2 separate regions of the Homo sapiens genome follow, and region 1 is linked to region 2. The links are chromatin loops, found by intact Hi-C in ENCODE. Cell type or tissue: heart right ventricle. All regions are shown on one strand. Each heading gives the region's core, and the rest is flanking DNA. Links, peaks and the distances in the headings are about the cores only. Region 1 overlaps PARD3B (par-3 family cell polarity regulator beta). Region 2 has its middle 160 kb from the start of INO80D-AS1.

Region 1 (5,383 bases), core at 129-5,128, 1.1 Mb before region 2:
AAGATTGTATTTGTTTATCTTTACCGAGATTATATTTAGGAATACCTAGGAACCTAAGGAAACAAAATATTTCAATGACTTCTTTGATGCAGTATGAGGTTTTCCTTTTAATGTAGACAGTTTATTTTTGTTGGCTGTGATTCTTTTTATGCAGTCTTGTTACATTGGGCTGAGACATGGAGGTAATGAATATTTTTCTTATCTAGGATCAAAGAATACTGAAAACAGGAAAAAAAAATGTGGGTATTCAGTCTCATCTCTACCCTTAACTTTTTGATATTCCTGCCTTGCTCTCCTCAAGTGTTTTGGAATTGTTTTAAAGATATGTGTCTGGTGTTTTTAATGTTTTGTTTATAATTAAATGTCAGAATATCCTTGTTTTCACAATGGCTGCAGGTGAGTGATATCCAGTCAATTACCAGTTTTCTGTTACCTCAGCCACTGGTCAGCATAGTGTTTTCTGATAGGGCTGTACCTACTGTGAGAACAGGTTGCAGAGGACACTGATTCCTCCTTTCTACCCTCTTCCAGACCTGCCTATGCATACTAGTGAAACAGGTATTTGTTTTCTCTGGATAACACCCTCTTCGCCCTCCATTTCTCTGTCTCTCTCTTTCTTGCCCTTTTCCAAGGCCCCCAATATAAGCATTTTGGATGGGGTGGTAGAGAAAGTCCCCTTAGATTGAGAAGCCAGTAAACTTAAGTATGCTGTCAGGCTTCAAGCCAAATAAAGTGCTGAGCATGACAATTAATTGGATAACTACCAGAATACCTCTTACTGTAACTATAATTCAGAATATCCCTAGCTGAAGTTAAAAAAATGATGTTAATTAATTTGAAAGTTGCTAAGAGTCCCTATCAAATGCCTGTGCTCTGTTTGCATGCTAGGTTTTGGCATTGTGAGCAAGAGGAGACACCGATAGTGAAGCTCTATCCTTCTGCTAGGGATTTAATACTCTTGACAAGCCAGGAAATAGGTGGTCATGTCTCTATCTCAAAGATGGAGGAGAATGAAATGCTCGGGGTAAGCGTTTCAAGCCAGAGCTGTCCTGGTTGATTAAGGTCATCTGATCACTTTGCTAAGTAAAATAGGAAGATGAGGACACATGTTGAAGAGTTTGCAAGAAGAGCAAATAATTAAATATTTTCTTTTAAGCTCTGTGAAATTAACTTGGAAGTTTTGTTGCATTTCAGTTGAATAAAAATAATACACAAAAATGAGCTGGTTTTTTAAAGTGAAGAAAGAGGTGCACATAATGTTTCCTTTGTGTCTTTTGAATATTTTATTTGGAAACTAGTTAAATTTGCTTAAATACCCATTTGTTTTTGGTTTCAGGGATTTTGATGTTTGTTTTGAGATCCTCAGCAACAAATTATATTTAGAGAAATGTGGGATTGCCTATTATTAAGACATTTTAAATTGTTTGAAAATATTTTTAAAACATAATAAAAGATTTATGCTTTTTAATTTTGTATCATCAAATCCAAACTGCAACTCCTTATGTTTTAATATATAATCATACATACATATATCATATATTGGGACATTAAAGTTTAGGGAAATGCAGTTTGCAGTAATGACTTTAGATGTTCTTCCTGGCTCTCTTTAATTTTAGGCCCAAAGTTATTTTCCTAGCTGTATTCACATTAATTGTTTAGTATTTTACTGCATATTTTTGTGTTTTTACATTACAGAGATATTTGTAGACTGTTCATGAATTGTAATTCTCTTTTTAAATAACCCCCTTTTGGGGACTTTGTGTGAATTTCCCTTTGATTTATTATAGACTATAAACAACTCAACAGACTCTATTGTTTGAATAAAAAATACTAATCATGTCATATTTCTGCATCATATCCTGATCTATCCTTCAATTTTAACTTTAGAAGTAGCTTCCTCTTTGTTTTCCTGAGCTCAAGGCAGAATTCAGAACACTTAGAACAATGTATGAGACAGAATAACATTTTCAATGGGGGGAAAAAAGTTCAATTCTAATCCCTTCTCACGTTATGTTTTGTATTTTTTAAACTTGAAGTGCTAGAAAAGTAAATAATAATGATATGAATGATTTTTTTCCTTAGAAAATCAACTGTCAATTAACTAATGAATATTCTTTTTAATCAGTGTTAATTGACAAATTTCCTGCACTTACAAACTCACTGCTTGCATAATAGTTTCATTTTGACTCTTCCTGATTTCCCTTTTATGTGTTGGTAGTCCTGTTGGGTGTAATTCTGCATTATTTTCTAAATTCCCTCATCTGGAGCTAGATGGAGCTATGAGATCTTTTGTAAATGTATACAAGGCCAGTGGCTCTTCTTCATCTACTTGTGGCATTAAGTAGATTAAAACCCAATTTTAAAGCTTTCTTGTCCCTTTATTCTTAAAGACAGCATGGAAGAGAAAGTCTGGATATCTAAAACACAGTCATTAAAATGGACAGTCACACAGTTCTTTAATTATCATTTACTACTGAGCAACTCAAAAAACAAAAACCCAAACTCCCAAAATCAAAACAAAGAAAAACACCCGGCTACATATATACCTATTCTTAACACTATTGACTCAAAACTACATTAAATGTGTTTTCATTAAAAATATAATTATTTTTGTTTTGTTTTCCAAAAGATTATAATTCTCTCAGAAATCCACACAATACAGAAAATGATGGGAAAAGCATATGGCAATTGTTTTAGGACTTATCTGCCAAATTTTATACATACACATTTTATAGATAGATACATGGATAGATAGTTATATATATAACATACATGTAATATATATGTATGCATATAATTATATAAAAATGTAGAAAATATTTCACAAGGAAGGATTAAAAGTTTTGCTTAAAAGGTTTTGGATAAAATGTCATCTTCAGTTTCCCTGTATATAGGGACATTTAGATGATCTCGTCACTGTATCTTATCCATGCCTACAGAGCATTTTGGGAGGAAAGGTATTCATTTTTTGTGTTTGTTTAGTTTTTTGCTCAGCTTTTTATTGAGCTAGCTATGCGGTTTTCTTGACTTGTTATTCAGTGTGTTTAAGTCCTAAGAGATGTGCCCAGACTGCTGTCATACTGTTTAATATCTGTTAGGACAGAAGTTGTTAAAGGTCATCTACCTACTTTGAGAATCTAATTGTAATAAATTCTTCTGTGTGTTTCTCTAATTGGATTAACTTTAGCTCTATGCTGTTCACATATTTGGGTAATTATATGAATAATTTTCATTTACCTAATTTGGCAGATACTACATAAACCAAATACTTATTTGAACTCTACACCATCTTGCTTTTTAAGTTACTTGTAGGCTTTACTCTTGAGTCTTTTATTGTGAATTGTATCCTTTTAAACTTTAATGTCCCTCTATATTCTGTCCTTATTTGCTTCTCAAATCTAGAGAGGAGTAAACAGTATTTTAAACAATTTCTAAAGAAGTAAGAGGTAGGGAGGTGGTTCTTGATTTGGCTTTAATAAGCACTTCACTTGAAGAAAGGGCATTTTACTAATCTAGCTATTAGGTAAGTAAAAAGATAAAGATAATTATAATGTAATGATTATAAAATAACTAGTAGATAATTAACAGATACATAGATAGAGGTGTTACATGTGAAAGACCTGAGCAGTGAAGCTCTGCATAAGAAGGACAGACACTAAAGCGTATATCCTTTACAGGTAGAATCTTGTTCAGGATCTGCTTTTTCTTGCTTTACACACAATTTGACTAGGCTTCATTCTCAGTCTTTTACCCTAAAGAGGACGTGAATGCCATTCAGTCCTCACAACAGTAATATATGGCGAAAGCTGTTTTTCCTATCATAGCAGGCAAGGCAACTATAGCTGAGTCCAAGCCCCAGGTCTGAAAGTGGGAGATTTAGACTCGGTTGTCTGATTCTCAAGCCAGTGATTTCCCCAGCCATTCATTATTCATTTGTCCCCCAGACACTTCATCACCCATCCGCAGGACTTTCCTAAGCACGTATTTTGTGCCAGACACTCTTTTAAGTTGCTAACCATTTAATGGTATGTGAGACTGATGAGGTCTGTGCATCCATAGAATACAAATGCTTTTGAGGGTAGGCAAACAGTACATGAGTTTGAAAAACAAAACAACATGAAATTACAATGTGGTAATAAAGAAACAGGATGATGTGTGAGTAGCTAGAAACAGCCCTGGGTAGGTTGATCAGGGAATGTCTGTCTGCAGAAGTTACACCTGAGTCCACGTAATGATTCTAGCTGCAAATAAGAAAACAAAAATATAGTAGGCATCTGGCAGTGAGAGAAGAGGCAGGCTAATAGTAAACAAGAAGGGCAGATAGGAATAAAACAAAACTAATGGCCATGTGTGGTGGCTCACACCTGTAATCCCAGCACTTTGGGAGGCTGAGGGGAGCGGATCACTTGAGGTCAGGAGTTCGGGACCAGCCTGGTTAATATGGTGAAACCCCATCTCTACTAAAAATACAAAAATAAGCTGGGCATGGTGGCGGGTACCTGTAATCCCAGCTACTTGGGAGGCTGAGGCAGGAGAATTGCTTAAACCTGGGAGGCAGAGGTTGCAGTGAGCCCAGATTGCACCATCGTACTCCCGCCTGAGCGATGATCAAAAAACTCTGTCTCAAAACAACAACCACCACCACAACAAAACAAAACAAAACAAAAAACAAAACTAAGTGTGGGAGCTCTAGGTTTAGGAACAATGAATGGCCCCTTTTAGCACACATGTCTCTCATGACAGCCCTGTATTACATCAGGGTACATTAATTGATGCTTATGATGATTAAAATAATTTATACAAAAAGATGCGTGAATTCTGTTTTAAAAAGTAAGCACTCCTGAACAATTTTAGGAAAAGTACTAAATTTGAAATAAGTTTTGGTGCTTAAAATGGGTAAAGAACCAGTAGTAAAACATTCACCTCAAAAGACAATTACAATATTGGGGATGACAGAGAAGAGAGAAGGGAGGCCTAACTGTAACATTTATATTTCTTAGTTTTTAAAAGATATCCAGTACATATGGATATACAAGGTAGGGTAAAATTTTTTGTTATTTTTTTTTAAAAATCGAGGTATAATTGACCAACAAAAGGCACAGGTTTTACATGAACAGCTTGATGGGTTTTAACAAATGTAGTCACATGTGTCACCACCACTCCAACAGAGACGTAGCTGTTTTTCATTATTTCACTAAGTTGCCATGTGCCTCTTTCCAATTAGTTCTTCCCCACCCCTGAGGCAAACACTGCTCTGATTTCTATAATATCACCCTAGCTTGGTTCTACAAGTGCATATAAAAGGAATCATAGTTGCTATTTTGTGGGACTTGGGTTCTGTCATTCAATAATTTTTGTGAAATTCATCCATATTGTTGCAGGC
Region 2 (5,383 bases), core at 303-5,302:
CAGGTGATCTGCCCACCTCAGCCTCCCAAAGTGCTGGGATTACGGGCATGAGCCACTGCACCTGGCCATAACCTGTTTAATTTTTAAACAGAAAAAAAAAATGAAAAGAGAGAGAGACAGTTAAGGTCTTTTTTTTTCTTTTGAACAGCAAAGTACTCAACCAGGGAATGCTCTCTGCCCCCACATCATCCATCATATGATGCTGCACGTTTTCTGAGACCACCAACTGTGTATGAGTGTGGAATTTTTCCCTCAAGGAAAGTGGCTGAAACTCAGTCACATGAGACTCCTATAACTGTGCTGGACAGAGCTGAGGAAAGATGGAAAGACACTCTGGGGAATGCTCTGCCTGGTGGGAGGGAAGGCGAGATGACCCAAGGGTGCTGAGCTCTTCAAGCCTCACATCTCTGATTCCATACACAGCATCCTGGAAGGGACACATCTCACCCAGCAGGTACACCATGGAAGGCATCCAAGGTCCCATGGGCCTTGGGGACCGGGCACCACTTTAAGGCATGTCTGGCTCCTCACCAGCATGGCGGGCCCTGCTGACTGAGGCATAGGGAGGCCACACGGGCTTCTGCCTGGCACAGCCAGGACCACCCTAGGCACCAGGATGCTCAGAGCCCACCCCTTGGCATGCTGCCCAAGCTGATGGATTGCATCCTGTCAGGATATTGATCCTGATGAACTAGGAGACCCTTGGCTATGATTAAATGAACCTGAGCATAAAAAAAGTCATGAGCTATAGATGATACCCTGCCACTTGGGAGACATTGCCAGAAAATCAACTCCAAACAGCTCTAATGGAATGTGATCGAGACTTTAAGCATCTAGGGAGCGGGGTGAGAGGAAGTTCTTCACAGCCAGAGATGCCTTCCAGAGTCTGGAAGGCCCATTCACTCGGCCTGCAAACCCTGAGTCTGTGTGCCTACGGGCAGTGCTTGAGTCCTTCCAGACCCAAGGCTGAGCCCGAAGAAACGGAAGGGCCCCTCAATAGCTTCCAGCCATGGGAAAGACTTGTGCAGAAGTGGATAGGGAGGTGGATAATGTGGCATGGCTCTTCGGTGGGATCTGAAAACCTGAATGAAGCTGCATCAATGCAGTTTTCAGGATGTGTCTTCACTGAGGGCAGGTTCTGCGTCTAACTCACCTTTCTCTTCCCCACATCAGATATTCCACCCGACAACACGCTTCCATTCTCACTGAACCCAGTGAAGCTAGTGGGCAGAGTCCAGTGCCCTCAGTCACTCAGTGTGCCTCCAGCTGACACCCCTGAGCATGTACTGTGTGCCAGGAAGACCTCGGAGCTCTGCCCTATGGAGCCCCCATGCTGGGAGGAAGAACAGGGAAAACACAGCGAGGCCACGGCTAGGAAAGTTACAATGCAGCGTGATGGACACAACGACAGAAGAGCCCCACTCCACACCCAGGCAGGGAGAGAGGTCAGCTGAGGAAGATTCTTGGGGGCCCAGTTGTGATTCTAGGAGAAGAGAGCGAGCTCCTGGGCCTGGGGGAGCGGGATGACAGCCACAGGGGTTAGAGCTTATAAGACTTGTGATTGGTTTTCTTCACAAAAATCACAACAGGATGAGAAGCAGAGGAGTGACACCATCACATCCACATTTAGCAAGTTCTTTTTTTTTTTTTTTAGATTGAGTCTTGCTCTGTCACCCAGACTGGAGTGCAGTGGTGTGATCTCTTCTCACTGCAACTTCTGCCTCCCAGCTCAAGTGATTCTCCTGCCCCAGCCTCCCGAGTAGCTGGGATTACAGGTGCATGCCACCACACCCAGCTGATTTAGCAAGTTCTTTCTGACTGCATTTGGGGACGGGATGGAAGGATGGCAGAGGGAGGAGCCTGGAGGCAAGGAAAGCAGGTGGGGGGTGCCCACCTGGGGGGCTGTGGGGAGGTGGGGAAGGGGTACAGATGGAAAGCTCTGTATTGACTGTATTCCCTACTGGCTGTGAGGAATAAAGGAGGAGAAGGAGGCAAGGGTGGCGCCCTGGGTCTGCCTTGGAAGCCTGGTAGCAAATGGTATCATGGGTGAGGTAGGAAATTCAGGAGCAGGGCAATGGAGAAGAAAACTGCACCAACTCAGGTCAGAGCATGCTGAGCTTGAAATACTCCCGGGAGGACTCTGTGGAATGGCGCCGTGGGCGGCTGACCTCTGGATCCAGAGCCCTGGACAGAGGCGGGAAGTGGGCCGGGATCTAGGAACCAGCAGGGGAAGCTGACACCTGGTAGTCAATGTTCTCCAGAGAAAGCACACGGGGTTATTTAAAACAAGCACCACAGCAAAAGAATAAATTGGTATGGCTAAAACCCAGGAAACACCCACGTTTAAGAAAAAGTAGAAAGGGAAAAAAAATCCACAAAGGAGACGTTTTAAAAGCCTGAGAAAGAGAATAAAAACCAGGAGAGACTGATGGCATGAAAACAAAGGGGGCCGGGCGCGGTGGCTCACGCCTGTAATCCTAGCACTTTGGGAGCCCGAGGCGAACGGATCGCTTGAGCCCAGGAGTTTGAGATCAGCCTGTGCAACATGATGAAACCCCATCTCTACCAAAAATACAAAAATTTGCTAGTTGGTAGGCCACTTGGGAGGCTGAGGTGGGACGATCGCTGGAGCCCAGGAGGTCAAGGCTGCAGTGAGCCGTGATCACACCACTGCACTCCAGCCTGGGCGGCAGAATGTAAGACCCTGTTGAAAAGAGAGAGAGACCTCAAGGACATTGAGTCTGATTTGATCTTCACAGCAGCGTTATCGTTCCCATTTTACAGAGAAAAGCTGAGGTCCAGAGAGCCAAGGAGATTAAGCAACCTGCACACTCTCTTACTTTAGAAAACAGGCTCACGTCATCTTCCCATAGCTGCCTCCCACGGGCTCTTAAGTAAGTCCCTTCCTTCCCTTCCTTCCTTCCCTTCCTTCCCTTTCTTTCTTTCTTTCATAGAAACCTCCTCTTCGTGGTAAAAATAAGTAACCGGGATAGAGTATTCCACACTAATGTTAAGAAATGAACTGAAGAGATTTCAGGCCTTGGGGGAAGACCAACATTTGTTTAAATCCTTCAGGCCAGCCCCAGCCCATGCCCTCCACAATCCTGGAGGCTCATCCCTGACAGGTCTACAGGGGTGAGAGTCTGAGAGAAGGGTGGAAACACGGTAGCCCGAGAGACACCCAGAGGGCTGTGTGGGCTACGCGACTTCCCGCGTGGGTGGAGGGGTCGGGCAGGGTCCCTCCCGGTCCGGGGCCGCTTCTCGAGACAGCCGGGCATCCTCCCTCCCGTGAGCGAGCCTGGAGCGCCACCTAGTGCCCGCCAGCAACATGAACACACGCCAAGGAGCGCTGCCAGCGACAGGAGCTGGGCTCCCGGTGTTTGCTCCGTGGTGCTTCTGTCCGAGAGACCCTGGAACATTCTCAAGTTGTGCGTCTCTCAAATCTTCAGTCTAGTGTGGCCAGTTCCGATGATCTGAAAGGTTTTCCAAAGAGATCTTCTGTGGCCTGAGCACCGGGAATGAGGACAACAGCGGGGAAAAATAACAACTACAAGAGTGACCAAAACCCTTAAAAGGCTGAGACAGATGGACAGCCCTGGAAGAGAAACCCAGTGTCTCAGGGAGAGCTAATAAAAAACTTAAAGAGAAGCAAACATCAACCTTGAAAGCAGCCGCCTTAAGCATTAATACCAGACATGCTGAGTGATATATCCGATGGACAAAATTATTTTCCCATGAAAAAAGGGAGAAGCGAGAGGAAAGGAAAGGGAAAAGACATATGCATGTCCATGAGGGAGTTTTTAAAGGGTAATAACAATACAGAAAGAGAAAAGTGCATGGTCCTTTGTAGAAATGGGGATGGGGCTGCTTGATTTAGGATTCACCTGATGTGGGAATGATGGAATTTCGCTCTGCACCCGGCATAAGAGTAAATCAGTCCTGAAATGTACCAGAGAAACCAACAAACACAACATTACCTTCTCCTGCATCTCTCATGGAAAGTGTCCCGAAGAGGCTCAGCAGAATGGAATTGAGCTGAGCTGCGATGAGAAGGCATATACACTATAAAGAAACATTCTATATAGAAGCAATCAATCCAAGGTGATTCATGCAATCAGCCAGTCAGAGGTGTAAATCCCACGGGGTGCATGAGGTATGCCACAGCCTGGATGCCTATTTTCTGGGGGCAATGAATGAATGGATTTCTCCCTCCTTCCCAGGCTCCAGTGCTTTTAGCAATTGGCACTGTGGCAGGATTTATACCATGGTTCTTGTAAATTGTACCTTCTCTCTCTCCTTTTCAAAGATTTCTTTCAATAAAATGCAGATGGAATTGTTGGAGAGCTGCTTTTCATGTGTTTATAGGTTACTTCTGCTCGGTTGCTTGTGCAGGTGCGTGTCTCTAGGCCTCTTTGTTTTTTATTTTCTCTGCCTATTAGGGAAATGGAAACATATGGATTCCTTGTTTGGGCCCAGCGGACCTTATAGAATAGGATCCCTGTTGCCTTCCTCACACATCTTCCTGTAATCACATGTCTCTGAATTAGCCTCTTAATCTCCCAGTGGAAAAGCCGTAATACAGGGAAATACAATAAAATGCATATGCATTCTGAATGCCAAAGCATTTACAAAGTAGATGGGAATGTGGTCATTTATACAACTGTGTAAGGACAGTCTTAGCTGGCATTGGTTACAATATGAATAAAGAAGTAGACATTCAAAATGGCAGACATATCTGGTGGTCCAGCAAGCTAATATTTTCAAGTCTAGCTAGGAGAAAAGAAAAAATAGTACTGAAGTGCAAAGAAACTGGAGGCTTGGATTTGGATCTGAAACTCCAACATAATCATTTCCAGGTTACATGAGCAGTTTAATGCAGAGATTTCATGACTTTTCTTCACCTGGAAGATGAAGAATCTAGAAACATATGTGGAGTGTTCTCAGAAATGCATAGAAACAAATGGTGAAGGCCTGCTATAGGTAATATCCCCATGTTTTAATTCCCATTGTAAATAAAGATCCCATTTACTGAAGGCGGCATATGTTTTATTAATATGCCCCACTACGGCCCTTTAGGAAGAGGCAATAAGCAAATGTTCACCCAAGAGGCTGTCCACCATCCCCAGCAGAGTGCTTATTAAGACTAATAGGAACATACAGCATCTATGTTGCGAAAATTTCAGGAAAAGAAAAGCCCTCAGCTAGAGATGGTTGTTTTGCAGTCCTTCTTCCAAATCACTATAAGGACAGCCTGGCCTCATCAGGAAGGTGAGGAGGTAAAGCGCACAGACGACCATCTCCACCATGCCTGGACAAAAAGACAGATGTATCCTGTGAGGTCTCAAGCTGGCAGTGTTATGCGATTGGGAAGCCCCAAATGATG

The links. Peaks named below come from ENCODE experiments on the same cell type or tissue, not always from the same donor. Only the 100,000 strongest peaks of a DNase experiment are listed, where the experiment ranks them.
Region 1: it touches region 2 in a loop (4-fold over the local background); 7 of 110 quality-filtered maps call a loop at or near these places.

Annotation. Positions count from the first base shown.
Region 1 is chr2:204,869,519-204,874,901 of GRCh38, forward strand. All of the region lies in intron 2 of PARD3B (par-3 family cell polarity regulator beta), which reads left to right. Among named protein-coding and RNA genes, the nearest start is that of PARD3B, 330 kb to the left of the region's middle. In heart right ventricle, for the core only: CTCF peaks have their summits at 2,263 and 2,462; no DNase peak of the experiment used is centred there; H3K27ac peaks cover 791 bases.
Region 2 is chr2:205,922,708-205,928,090 of GRCh38, forward strand. No RefSeq gene overlaps it. Among named protein-coding and RNA genes, the nearest start is that of INO80D-AS1, 160 kb to the right of the region's middle. In heart right ventricle, for the core only: CTCF peaks have their summits at 3,308 (motif pointing left) and 3,513; a DNase peak (open chromatin) is centred at 3,294; H3K4me3 peaks cover 677 bases; H3K27me3 peaks cover 3,077 bases.